2 separate regions of the Mus musculus genome follow, and region 1 is linked to region 2. A link is a contact called in ENCODE Hi-C or POLR2A ChIA-PET data. All regions are on one chromosome and are shown on one strand. The core of a region is the stretch at or near the end of the contact, and the rest is flanking DNA. Distances in the headings are between cores, read along the strand shown. Region 1 overlaps Plxna2 (plexin A2). Region 2 holds the start of Plxna2 (plexin A2).

Region 1 (6,388 bases), core at 1,636-4,135, 130 kb before region 2:
TTGCTCTGTGCTCCGGTCGGTCCTCCCTGCTGTGTACTCACCAGCCGGCTGTGATCTGACACAGAGATGCTGTTGGGGTGTACCTCAAGGCTCATGCACTGGCTGATACTGGCAGCAAATCGATTTGCTTCCCAGGCCCGTTGGCATTTGTCTCTTCGGGAGCACCTACATGAACACAAATTCATAAGAGGTCATGGCTCCACTGTCCCTGTGGTAAGAGTATATTGCTGCCCCAGCACTATACCTTGTTGCCTTGTGATGACTTTCACTGTATTCTCAGGTATCCACTGTCACATGTAGCTAATGTTATTTCACAGAAAGGGGTATTAATTCCAAGCCAAGATGCTGGTTAGGTATAAAGAACACCATGTGGAATGCTTAGGTAAGAAATTTGGGGTACTTAAGAAGGACAGCTCTGAACATGAACCCTACAACTAGAGTGTAAGTCTCTAATACCAGGCCTGTTACCTGCTAGCTGGGTCTCGCTGGTCTAGTTACTTAATCTTTCTCTTCTCTGTTTTCTCATCCTTAAATTAGCAAGGATGATAATACCCTACTTTGTAAGGCTACTCTAAGAGTAAAGTGCAGAAGTACTCAGAATGCAGCCTGGCATTTAGTGGATGTATCCTCATGCTAGCCCTTGAAATACTGAAATTAATAATAATGATGAATAACATTATCATTTACCCCCTAGGGTGTTAACAGGCAAGGGTCTTTGTTGTGAGACAGGATGCATATGATGGTTTGCTGGATTAATAGTTCTTTAAGAGAAGAATCCACGTTTTATTCAATGAGATATTCTACCTGTCACATGCTATATTTTAAATGAATGTTTGTGTCATGAAATAATGCCTTAAGTCAGAGACAAATAAAGCAGGTATCCAGGGTTGCTTGTGTCAGAAAGCCTACATGGCCATTTCTTCTGAAATCATCTCTGGCTTCACAAGGTCCTCATTCCATGGTGGCAGGTAAGTGAGGTGTTGCCTGAACTCAGAAGCTTAGGGCTACTACCTGCTGTGTCTTATGGGACAGGCTCAGGGCCAGTGTAGCTCCAAACCAAATAGTCACATAGTACAGTACTACATAGTCAAACAGTATTTCCTACTCTGAGTACCCAAGCTCCTCCCCTCTTTCCTTCCAAGTACATAATGGATTCAAATGTGAGTGCTGTCAAAGGAAGAATTATGGGGGTTTAAGTGAATCCTTATGATGGCTTTAAAGTGAGCTCTTGACTAGAGCCTTTATCTCATTGACTAACTGAAATGACTCTATTTGAAAGAATCATACTATTTATGGCAACAACTCTAACAGAGATAAATAGTCTGGGAGACAATAACACTTGTAGGGGCAAACAATACAGAAGCGACAGGAGGGTTTGAATCTCCTGGGACCCAGAGGTTCTGTTATCAGCCCTCTGCCTCAATCCTCTACTGCTTTAGAAGAGGCTGGCTTTCAGGCCTGAGGCTGAAGTTGCTGGGTCCTCGTGGTCCTGCTAGATGGGCAGTCTTGGGGTAGGTGGGAGAAGAGTGCAAGAGGGTCTCCTGAAGATATGAATGCCAGGTAATGAGAAACCTGCATACAACAGGTGCAGCTCCTACCCCCAGGCAAGCTTGCTAGGTAGAATGGCTGGAAGGTGTGTACCCAGGGAGGTGGGGAAGATTCCCTGAAGATAAGTGAGGAGTTGAGTGAGCAGAGGAAATCTGGGCTATCTTGATAAGAGTTCCATCCTTCTAGAAGACACAGCTGACCTGGATCAGGAGAAGGATGAGGTGTTCTAGGGTAGTTGAGAGATGGGGTCATTACTGATCTAATAATAGATGCTGATATAAGCTGGAGAAAATAAACAGTAACTCCAATCTGTAATTCTACTGCATTCTTTCTATATATGCAGAGTGTAACAGGCACTGAAGCCTGGAGAGAAAGGCAGGGAGGGAAGATGGAGCAGGATGTATGTACATGGGACAGGTGAATAACTATTGCAGAGTGTGAGGGTCTAAAGCCTGGGCATTTCTATGTATCTATGAGTGAGGGTCTAAAGCCTGGGCATTTCTATGTAGCTCATTCTCTGTATTCTCAGAGAAAGAGCCTGCAGATTCTTGGGTCAGGCACACTGAAACTTGACAAATTTACCAGCTTTTCCATTCCTGTAGCAGAGTTGCTGGCTCTGGCATCTTGACCCCCTGACTGATTTACATGATAACTTACTGTCCAGGTTTTGTTGATGTCACTTTTGTAACACTTTTTCAGAAGTCCCTTACCTCCAAAACCCAAGCAGAGACTCAATCCTTTGTTAGTGGACTTAAATCCAGTCCAGATTTTGCATCTGTGAAGCCTCCCTTCCTCCCTCTCTCCAGAGCCCTCCCAACACCTGCTGCAGAGGCTGAAAGCCAAGAGCTATTGTGCAGGACCCTGAACTCTGGCCCTCTGCCTCCGCCTCCACCCCAAACCCAGCACATTTCATAGAAACGCTTTGCTAGCTGGCATGGCGCCATGGAGTTTCCATCACTATTGGGCAACAGAATCCCTAGCCAGGCTCCCGTTTTAGGGCTTTCACCCTTTTTCTCTTCCTCTGGGGCTCCTCGAATTAGGAAGTTTAAGTGTGATTTTGCATTTCTATTGAGCTGTTGTTCAATGGTGGGGATGTATTTGAATAGGAATATGTGGCCAGTTGGATGCAGTGCAGACTTCTTGGAATCATGAAATAAAGAGGCCAGAAGGGTCCTCCCAAGGGTACAGAGACCTTAATAATTATTTTGATTTGTATTGCCTCTTCATTATTTCCAAAGCACTTATTATTTCATTTAGGTTTCACAGTTCACCTGTGAAATAGGCAAAGGAGAAATGGAGACCCAGAGTTGTCAGGGGACCCACCTAGGGTCACACAGCAGCAAGCTGGAGTGCAAATTCCAAGTTCTGGCGTCCTACCATCTGGTCTGTAAGCCTTAGCCCAGCTTCTTGTCCAGACAATGCAAGAGGCTTTGGGAAGTTTTAGGATTCTACAGTTGCCCTGTGACTTTTCACAATCACATGAGAACACAGTCATGTGGTTTTAAAGTTGCTGAGAGGATGAGCAAAGAACTGCATGCAGGAAGCAAATCCTGTGGCCTCTCACTATCTTCCACATTGTGTCTCATTTATAATCTCTACTGTTCAAAAGAGGGAAATTCCTTTACTGTCCAGTCAACCACACCAGGAAACCCCCAGTCTTCTGCATGCTAGGACCACCTCTGAACACCACAAACTTACATGTTGTGCAGGGCACACCAGCCACAGTGAGGATCCCCTGAGCTTAGACACTCTCCACAAGTTGTATACTGTTCACATGATTCAACAGGGACCCTGGTGACCTGGCAGAGAGAGGAAAAGGAACATGGGAAGGTCATGTTGTGACAAATTGAAGATACATTTCAAAATTCTCTCCTTTATTCCCCCTAAGGTATTTCCATCTCATTGTGGGCAAATCTGAAGAGGCTAACCCTAAACAGGAAGTATCTCAATGGTCGCTCCAGACTCTTTGATTTTTACCAAGGGTAGAAAGAAAATCCTCCAGCCTATTGCTTCTTTCTATCAGTGTCTTTTCGAGAGCCTGACAAGTGTTGAAAATGGTTAATTCTGCTAAAAGGCTATTGAGTGGCACAAACTCATCTCTGAAGAGCTTTCAGCTGGGCTTGGGCTGAGACATCCTTCCTGCACTGCACACATGGGGTGGGGGAAGAAACTTTTCCCATGAAATAATATTCATAGCCAACCAAGTGTACCACCTGGATCCAATTATCCCATTCTCTGATGTCTGCATTCAGTTTCTCTAGTAAATCTCCCATTCTTTGGAAAGTCTGGCAAAATGGGAATCTCCACAGAGAAGAGCTGCCTGTTTGATTCTGCTTTGCCTGGTTAGTGGGAAATTGCAGATCAAGCACACCCCCCCCCTTGCAAACCCCCTTTAAAAAGCCTAGCTTTTGAAAGCCCTCCTGGTTTTCTGGAGGAGCCTGGGCAAGCTCCTGAGTAGGGTGCGTGTGGACACCACTCTCCTGCACCTGCCCAGCACATGTGACAACAAAGGCCAAGCAAAAGGGCTAGAGGGTTGGAGTTTTCCATTTGACATATCTTAGGTGTCTGTTGCTGGCTGGGTAAGAGGCTTCTGAGTTGCAAACATGCATGCTGGGTTGGAAATACAAATTCATTTGCTAGGCCATAAAGGACTGTCACCTACTAGAAGTGTGAGCCCAGGTGAAAATGTGACCTGCAGCCAGCCCAGTGACAACATTCTGCTACTGGCAGGAAAATACAGATCTAAGGGGAGCATGTTCACAAAATCCTTTCCAGAGGATTAGCATGGATCTAACATGGTAAACTCAGGGGAAACTGATTGAATGCCAGTTCTGTGGCAGCCTTGATGTTCAGCTATAGAGAATCCACAACAAATGGCACAGAATCAGCCAGTACAAAGCCCAACAGTTCACAGGAGTCCACAGTTCCCTAACTGAGATTTGCTCTGTGTGTTGCTCAGTATTGGTGTGAGCACTAAGTGCTGTGGGAGCTCAGATGAAGGGCATTCAGGCTAATCTGTCAAAAATATGGAGACAGAGGTTAAGGGCAAGTCTTCAAAGATGAGAATATATCCAGCTGAGCATGCTGGCACATGTCTGGAATTCTAGCACTTGAGTTTTGAGTGGGAGCTGAGATAGGAGTATTATATATAAGTTACCTAGCCTGTGCTACATAGTGAATTCCAGGCTAGTCTGGGTTACAAAGAAAAACTCAGTCTTATAAAAATAATAGAAATAGAAGGAGAAAGAGGAAGGGGAGAATAAGGAAGAGGAGAAGGGAGAAGAGGATATGAAAAGAAGAGCCAGCAGATGGAAAGACCCAAAAGACTTTTCAAACTGAAGGGTTATCATGGGCAAAAGTTACAGATAAGTTCATTCTAACTTGAACTTGTAGACTTGGAGAGGCAGTATGTCATTCTAGGCCTACCCACTCTTAGTACACTATAACACTTAATATGTTGAGCCTTAAAAGTCAAACTTCCTTGATAAGGAAATAAGATGTAGGGAAAGTAAGCATAAAATCTGGAAATTCTGTTTAAAAAGTAGACACCTCAAGTGTAGGTTGTGAAATCTTGGTTTAAAAACCTCAAGCATAATATATCTGAGGGTTTAAGCTGATTGTAGATCAGTCTGATATGACCTGTTAGGGTGATGTAATAGGGAAAGAGGCTAATGATATCATGGACCACTGAAACAGATTTACAGTATCAGACGAGAAAGCTTGACATAACAAATTTAGGACTGTCTGATCTGCAATAGTCACTTTGTCTAAAATATACTACTCATCATGGTAATGAGTGGCAAGCAGGGTGATATTCCTTTGGAGGCTGTGAAAGGGAATTTAGCCCTGAAAGAAGACTGTTATCCAAAAATTTTATCTGTATTTACTCATATCTCCTTGAGACTATTTCTTTAAAATATTTAAAATAGTTTTATCTTTGTGTTTTTGTGTATGTATATATGGTATATATGTGCATATGCTATATATTTATATGCATATATATGTGTGTGTGTATAGTATATATGTGCATATGTTATACACACACATACACACACACACATATATATATACATATATATATATATATATATATATACACACACACACATACACACATATATATATATACATGTGTGTGTGTGTGTGTGTGTGTGTGTCTGTAAATGCAGGCATGTATTTGCCATAGTGAACATGTGGTCAGAAGACAATTTCAGGAGCAAGTTTTTGCTTCCTACTTTGTTTGCAACTGCTCATGTTGTTCACTAAGATATACAACAAGGTAGCTGGCCTGTGGGTTTCCAGGGTTTCTCCTAGAACTCCCTCCCTTCCCCTAGAATCCTGCTGAAGTAGCACTGGGATTCTAAACCATGTTACCAAGCCCAGCTTTATGTGAATTCTAGGGATCTGAGCTTGTGCAGTAAATGCTTTTCCTATGGAGCTTTCCAGCTCAAGACTTCCACATCTGACAACTGAAAGAAAACATCCAGTTATCACTACCAAAGAAAAACCCTTGAAACCTCCTCACAGTTGGCAACACCTACAAGAAGCACCTTTCTGACAGATGTCTCCTGGAGAAGTGGGTGCCAAGCCCAGGCAGGCCTCATGATTCTAAATCTCTCAGGATATCTGGGAATCCAGTGCTCAATAGGTTTCTGTTGGCCTGCTCTGGTCTACTCTGCAAGGCCTAAGAGCATCAGTCCAGTGCCCATTCCCTTTTTTGGGTTTTGGGCTCCTTGTGAGTGATGTCTGCATCTGGCTGGAAATTAAAACAACTGTCTGCATTACATTCAGCCCGTCTGTCAAAACACAGCCCAGCTCTCAGCAGCTGGGAACGGGGGCC
Region 2 (6,605 bases), core at 3,760-6,259:
TCTCTCCCCTAATCTCATTCCTCTGTGCCAAACAGGGCTGAAAAGTTCCAGCTCTGCCCTCTGCCATTCCAGTTGTGGTCTCTGAGCAGTAATGGCTGGGGGTTTCCAGTATAGCCCCCCCTCCCCCGGTTCCCCCCAAATAAGAAAAGAAAAAGCACAAAAGCCAGTATTTCAGAACCTGTGGTTTTGAAGAGTCCCCTCTAGTGGAGAAAACCTGCTACTTTGGCTTCCTGCATCCCAGAGCCTCAGGCTCTGAGCTCACTGAAGGAGCCTGTGCCTGGGGCTCAGTCACTGGCTCTCCCATCTCAGTACACTGTCAGTATCTTTATCTTCCCTGTGTCTCCTGCCTGTCTCTCTGTTTATCTGAGACCTTGTCTACATCCTGACTTCTATTATGGCAAGTGCGCCTTCATGCCTGTATCTTGAGCTACATGCTCCATTTCTACCTGCGTTTCTGTAGAGTTCAGCAAGGCAGCTCTGATGAGCCAAGTACTTTGGGAGGACCTCCTATCAAGTGATCTAACCTCAGATATCTAGAACAGGACCACAGGCCAGAGCTGTTCAGAGTCTTTAGTGAACCAGTCTTTCGGTAGGAAGAACAAGAGGCTTTGTTCAAACTCCCTTCTCTATCCCCCGCTAACTCATTTTCAAACAAACTGGTCACTATTTGTACCCAAATTGCTTGGCGTTCCATGTGAAGCCAGACCTCTCAACTCAACCAGCCCTTGTCTTCTCCTCAGTCGCTGGCTGCACCCTGACATGTAAACAATTGGTAAAGCCTGGACAAATGGACAGGTAAGGAGGGATGCTTAAAGAAGAAGAGGGGAGAGTGAATGGGTCAGGTACTATGCCACGGACTATAGGAAGACAGCAGAGAAGGCCAACACCAACCACTCTGTTCGGAGAAGAGAAGACTGCCGGAGAACACCTGCTGGTTCTCAGGGTTTCCCAGAGATAACCTGCTACCCAGATGAGAGACTAAGCCAGACCAAGTCAGGATAATGATTAACCAGCTGCTGAAGCAGGGAACTTTCTGGAGGAGCTCAGTTGTAAGCCTTTCTTGCCACCCTCCCTTCCTTCTCTCATCTCATACTAGAACTCCATAGGGACCTTATCCCCAACAAAAATGATTCTCACTTCTATTCCTGCCCTCCAATCTAATATTGAGCAATGAGTTGTACAGAGGTTCCATATCCCCATATACTAGGAAGTAGGGCCCAAAGAAGTCTGGGGGCTGAGCAGAGGAAAGGGGTGGCTTCTTCAGACCAGCCATTTCCAATAGGCGCAATGGGACCAGCTGTTTGACCCCAGCGAACTGCCTTTCTTTTTGTCTCCACGGGGGGGGGGGGGGTCACCTTTAGAAATGACCAAAAAAAAAAAAAAAAAAAAAAGCAGGGGATGGCACACCCACCCCTCATTTGCTCTAATCAGGCATGAAATCTTTGTAACTAAGTGAAAAAACTGTTTCCCATAAGGGAATCGGTTCCATTCATCATTGTTTGAACTGAGCATATGTGATGGGAAGAAACAGAACACTCACATAGAATGAATTGATAACAGACAGCCCTGGGGGGAGGGGTAACAATGGGAGAAAGGTAGTGTTGGGGTGCTGTACATATTAGCTGTAAAAACTTCACCCAGCACCTCAAAACCCGCTTCTCTTGCTTTCCTGTAGGCAGTCTTGGATTATTCCAGCTAACAGACTGTAACACAATGCTCCTGTCTCTTTATGATCTGCATGGGGTTAGGAGGGGGGTTGGCTCTGGTTGCCTCTCCATTTGCCATAATGGACAGAAGTATATTGTACCCTAGTCTCTCTGTGCAGAGACAGCTGTATGGCAATGCAGGAAGACAGCTGGGGAGGGGGGACTGGAAACAGGAATTGCCTCCCCGACACCAAATCCTGTATCTTCCAGAGGCAGTCATAGAAAGCAAGGTGGAATAGAAACCATAAGGCTCCACAAACAGTGATGACTCCAGTACCAGAAATATTTCGGGATTGCTTGTGCTGGCAAGCTTAAAGCTCCTGCCAGCTGCTGTCCTGTGTATTTAAGCATGTCACTGGCTTCCCCTCCTGCTCCTGTGTCTCCTTGCCCATGAAATAAAGATTAGCTGAATAATCAGGAGTATTTGTAAGCAGGAGAGGGGGCCTAGTAGAGGCTGTTTTTTGAGGCTTCCCAACCTTATTTAGAGCACATAACTCCTGCAAAACAGATGCTGAACTTAACCATCTACCACATATACAACTTCTCCTGGTCAAGGATGTTGGAGGGCAGTCCTTCATTGACAGTCTAGAGACAGGAGAGATGTTCGGGGCAGCTCTGATAGGGACCGGCAGCCTTGGGATGGCATAGTCTTGAGTGATAGTCATATGTTATTATTGTCTGTTCTTCCTTTAGTCTTAGGCCAAAAGGTCAGCTGTTCTTCACCCCTGCCTGGATCCAGTCTGTGAGGGTCCTTGTCCCTATGCCCTGACAACAATGAAAATGGAACAGCTGAGAGACCCCCTTGCCTTTTTTTCCCTTGGAGGGAAAACTATCCAACTCGTTGGCACCTCAGAGCTTGCTGCTCTTCAGCAGAGTGTCCTCTATAGATGGGTCAAAAGCCATATTCTCTTGTTTTTCAAGACTATTTACCCCCATCCCAGTGCAAATTTTCTGAGGACAGTATGGGGACAGAGATCAGTCAGAGCCCCCTTTATCAACAGATTTTTTGGACAAGATTAACTGTGAAAAAGAGAAGACAGGTTCTTTAGGTAACACTAGCGAGTGGTAGTAGAGGCAAGTTGTGGGATGGGTGGGGGCTTAGCACCAAGAGGAGGTGATGTCAGGTAGAAGACAAACAAAAAAGCAACCTCCTGGGGTACGGGGCAAGATTCCACTCTGTTTCCTTGGTTCCCTGCCCTCTCTCAATTTTCCACCCCTAGGCCACCCAGCAGAGATCACAGGTAATTACTTCCAATGATGCTCTGTGGGGAGAAGAGAAGTTAATGAATTCTTCTATCTTCCTGCCTGGAGGTCAGCGGATGGAGGGCTGCTTGCAACTGTAGGAGTTTTCCAGGGTGATTACACAGAAAGTTGTGCATTTCAATTAGGAACAGCTGAATTCCTCCAGCCAGGGTTAAGCTCCTCTAGGAGCACGGGTTCTTACTGGAAAGCCCCAACATTCATAGTCAGCCCAGAGCGAAGAATGAAGTTTCAAGATCTGGAAAGAGACTGAGTATGACAGGCCTGCTATTGTGTGGAATTGCAGAGAGCTGAACCTGACTCCAGGTCTGTTGAAAGCAGCCATCTCAGTATTGTCTGTGTTCTAGCCCAGATACTCAACTGTACAGACCTGGTCCACTGCAAGGATGGCTGTGTCTCAAAATGTCTAATCCCCCACAGATGGCCTTCAGAGACATCTGGTAGCCTCACTCCCCAAAGCCATCCACCTCTGTCTGTTGTGCATATGAGTGGCTAGAGAGTTAATCTGTCTGTGATCTTGGATCTTCACTGAACATTCTTGCCCTCAACAACTACTCTCCTTTCCAGATGGTAGGGACTGACCTGTTCTCCCAAGTTGCACCCCCTCCCTCCCCCCAGCTTTTTCTCCCTCTTATCTCTACTTGAGCTATTTGAAGAGATAGCCCTTCCTAGGGCAAGGGTCATGTTAAACAGGTGGGCATTTTTGAGGGCCCTAGGAATGACATTTTCAGCTTTTGACATACAGCTCAAGATGAACATTTACGAAGACTACCTATGAGTAAAAGAAACTGGAATTTTCTAAGATCCTATCACTTCGTGAGGTAGGGCAAAAAAGAGTACATGGAGGGAAATGAGCTTTAAGGAGCCTCTTGGACTCTGGACAAACTCCCACTTCAACCAGCACCACTGTTGCTCAAACCAAGGGGGCTGGCCCCAGCTGGGCACTATGCCATGGGGGATGGGGACAGGAACACTTAACTACAGTGCTTCCAAACCGTTCTCACAGATTCCCGGAACGCACGCAAAGGATGCCTTCTCCTTCCCGGTGATTCCCAGTCTACTGAACCACTGGAACAGCCAGCGGCCACCCGGGACTACACTGCCTGGTGAACGCCCCCCAACCGGCCTCCGGCCATAGTCGCTCCAGGCTATCTTGCTAGTGCCACGGAGGCCCTCTCTGGGCTCCAACCCTGGGACGACCTCGTCGCTCAGGCGCTCCCCAGAGCTGCAGACAGCCGGCAGGTGCGCGCTATAAGCGCGCCACGGAGCGCCGGAACCACCAGAGCCGCTGGAGTCTATGGCCCGGAAGCCTGGACAGGAGACTGCAGCTGCGAAAGTGGCGGATCACGCGCGTATACTCGCCGCCACAACCAAGCCGGGGCCGGGGCCGGGACCCCAAGGGGACCTGAGGAGGCTGCGCCGGAGGAACCGCCGCGGGAGCGCGCTCGGGGAAAGGGCGGAGGGCGCTGCTTACCCAGCTCGGCAGTGTCTGTCTGTCCCTGCGTCCCCTCTTCGTCCGCTCAACTGGCGGTTGCCCAGGGCAGCGTGCGCCCAGTCCTGCCTGACGGGAGTCACACTGGCAGCCAGTTCCACATGTAACCCAGGATCATTAAAATCCTCGGCCCGCGCCGGCCGCTTGCCTGTATTCCTGGGGTGGCCCCCGAATGGTTCCTCGCGTCTTCGTCCCAGTCGCTTGTGCGCAGGGACCCGGTTGTGAAGGGGCGTGGGGTCCCGCAGGGTCCCTCCGGGGCGGCTCAAAGCCGGGTGTCTTCAGTTTTCTCCAGCACGACTTTCCGGGCTGCTCTGACATCAGCGATCCCGCGCTTCCTTCCCTTCTGCTCCTGGCTTGCTCGGCCCTATTTCCTCCAGGAACCGCTGCCAGCTCTGTCTGCGACCGGGCCCATAAGCTCCCCGCGGCTCCACGGCTCACGGGTCCACCAGATCTGATCGCTCGTCTTCAGCTGAAGGATCCCAGCAGCTGCTCCAGCCGCCCCCACTCGGCTCTGCGCGGACAGTGCTGCGCGCAGCGCGGCTCAGCTCAGCTCCGGTGGCGGCGCCCTCAGCCGGCCTCCTATATTACCGCTCAGCTCATTATCATAGAGGCCGCGTTAACCCCCTCCCCGCCCACGCGCCCCGCCCGCGCAGACCGAATACCCTAGCTGGTCCACCCAAGAACCCGGCAGAGCTACGGCTCTGCAGGCGTTCTGCTCGCTCAGTTTGGACCACCAGACACTGTCAGTAGTCAAGGGCCCAGAAAGGTTGTACCAGGGTCTAGGGACTCATGTCTTGGGGCCTGGTAAGCCAGCTGGCTAGGCTTCGGGAGGGGATCAGAGTGATGAGAGCACCCCATCCCCTCGCGTGGCGTCACCTGTCACCAAGCAAAGCCTCCCCTCCTTTCTCTTCACCTGTGAGCTAGGGGTGAGTGTGGAGGGACATATATTACTGATGGGCTTGAGATGGGGTGTCGGATTTCGGAACAGCAAATTTCTCTACCCTACAAATTCTAGAAAGCCAACGAGCTGTCAAAAGAGGTTTGAAGTTGTTGATAATTATTTCTACATTTTAAAGAGGAGTCTGGCTTTGCATCTCCGGTTTCCTGTTCCATTGGAAAAGGAGGTAGGGGCTGACTCGGGTGGGTGCTGTGGAAACCATAGTACCAGGAGCGTTTGCATTATCCAGACCCGCGAGCCCGCCTCGTACTGGAGGCAGAGGGTAATGGCTAGAAGATTAAGACAACTTTAATATCCCCAGAAAAGAGGATTTTTCAGTCCTGGTTGCTTCCGCGCTCACGGGTCTTGATTCCTTGGTTCGTAGTCTGTGAATCTGCAACTGCGGCTACGGCTTTCCCGCGAGGGCCTGTGCAAGCTATACCCCTGCAAGGTCTCAGGGTCTTCGAATTCCCCGATGGAGATTGAACACACCGAGTTTACTCAACACATCAAAGTGTCTGACAAATGTCCCCTACTGCCCTCTTGTGGCCATACTCTTCACCGGTATAAAAAGAAAGAGGGATGTGGGATGCTTCTGAAAGCATATAAAAACAGTTGACTGAATTCTCAGTAGGAGAGAGAGAGAGAGAGAGAGAGAGAGAGAGAGAGAGAGAGAGAGAGGAAGAAGAAGAAGAAGAAGAAGAAAGAGGAGGAGGAGGAGAAGAGAAGAGAAGAGAAGAGAAGAGAAGAGAAGAGAAGAGAAGAGAAGAGAAGAGAAGAGAAGAGAAGATCACTTTCATCAACTATATTAGAGACACGGGATTTTGGGATGTAGAGTTGGCTGTTTGGTAGTTTGGTTGGTTTGGTTTTCTTCACTATGTATCTCTGGCTGTCCTGGAACTCCTTACTACAAACCATAGTGGCTAAGACCTCACAAAAATGTGCTTGCCTCTGCCTCCCAAGTGCTAGACTCAAAAATATATGCCACCACACTGGATACCTGGTCCAATTAGCTATTCTTAAAAACAAAACATGGTTACCTCATTTAAAAACTCTTAAATTAATCAATTCATTAATTGCCTAAAATTTGTTTCCGGTAAGTTTCACTAGCTGTTGCCAATTTTGTCCTTTGGAGCCACAAAGAATCTGAATTCTGTGATGCACACCTATCTTGTCCTTTGAATTTATGTAACATTTATTTTTGATAAAA

Evidence for each region. Hi-C counts contacts between places; a loop is a spot of excess contacts on that map. ChIA-PET counts read pairs that join two places held with the same protein, here RNA polymerase II (POLR2A).
Region 1: a loop to region 2 is called in a map of heart, with 3 times the contacts of the local background. The contact joins the enhancer-like site here to the promoter of Plxna2 in region 2. A Hi-C loop is called at or near these places in 4 of 37 maps with a recorded cell type or tissue (heart and left cerebral cortex). POLR2A ChIA-PET finds 5 or more read pairs at or near these places in 2 of 5 experiments (Patski and embryonic stem cell).

What each region holds. Positions count from the first base shown.
Region 1 is chr1:194,743,089-194,749,476 of GRCm38, reverse strand. Plxna2 (plexin A2) reads right to left here. Exons shown (of 32, transcript NM_008882.2): 5 at 3,247-3,347; 6 at 42-165. Among named protein-coding and RNA genes, the nearest start is that of Gm46202, 27 kb to the right of the region's middle. Within about 2 kb of position 2,885, at least 1 of the 3 ENCODE cell types and tissues checked has a DNase peak (open chromatin) inside an H3K27ac peak, as active enhancers do.
Region 2 is chr1:194,618,233-194,624,837 of GRCm38, reverse strand. Plxna2 (plexin A2) reads right to left here and starts at 5,009. Exons shown (of 32, transcript NM_008882.2): 1 at 4,441-5,009.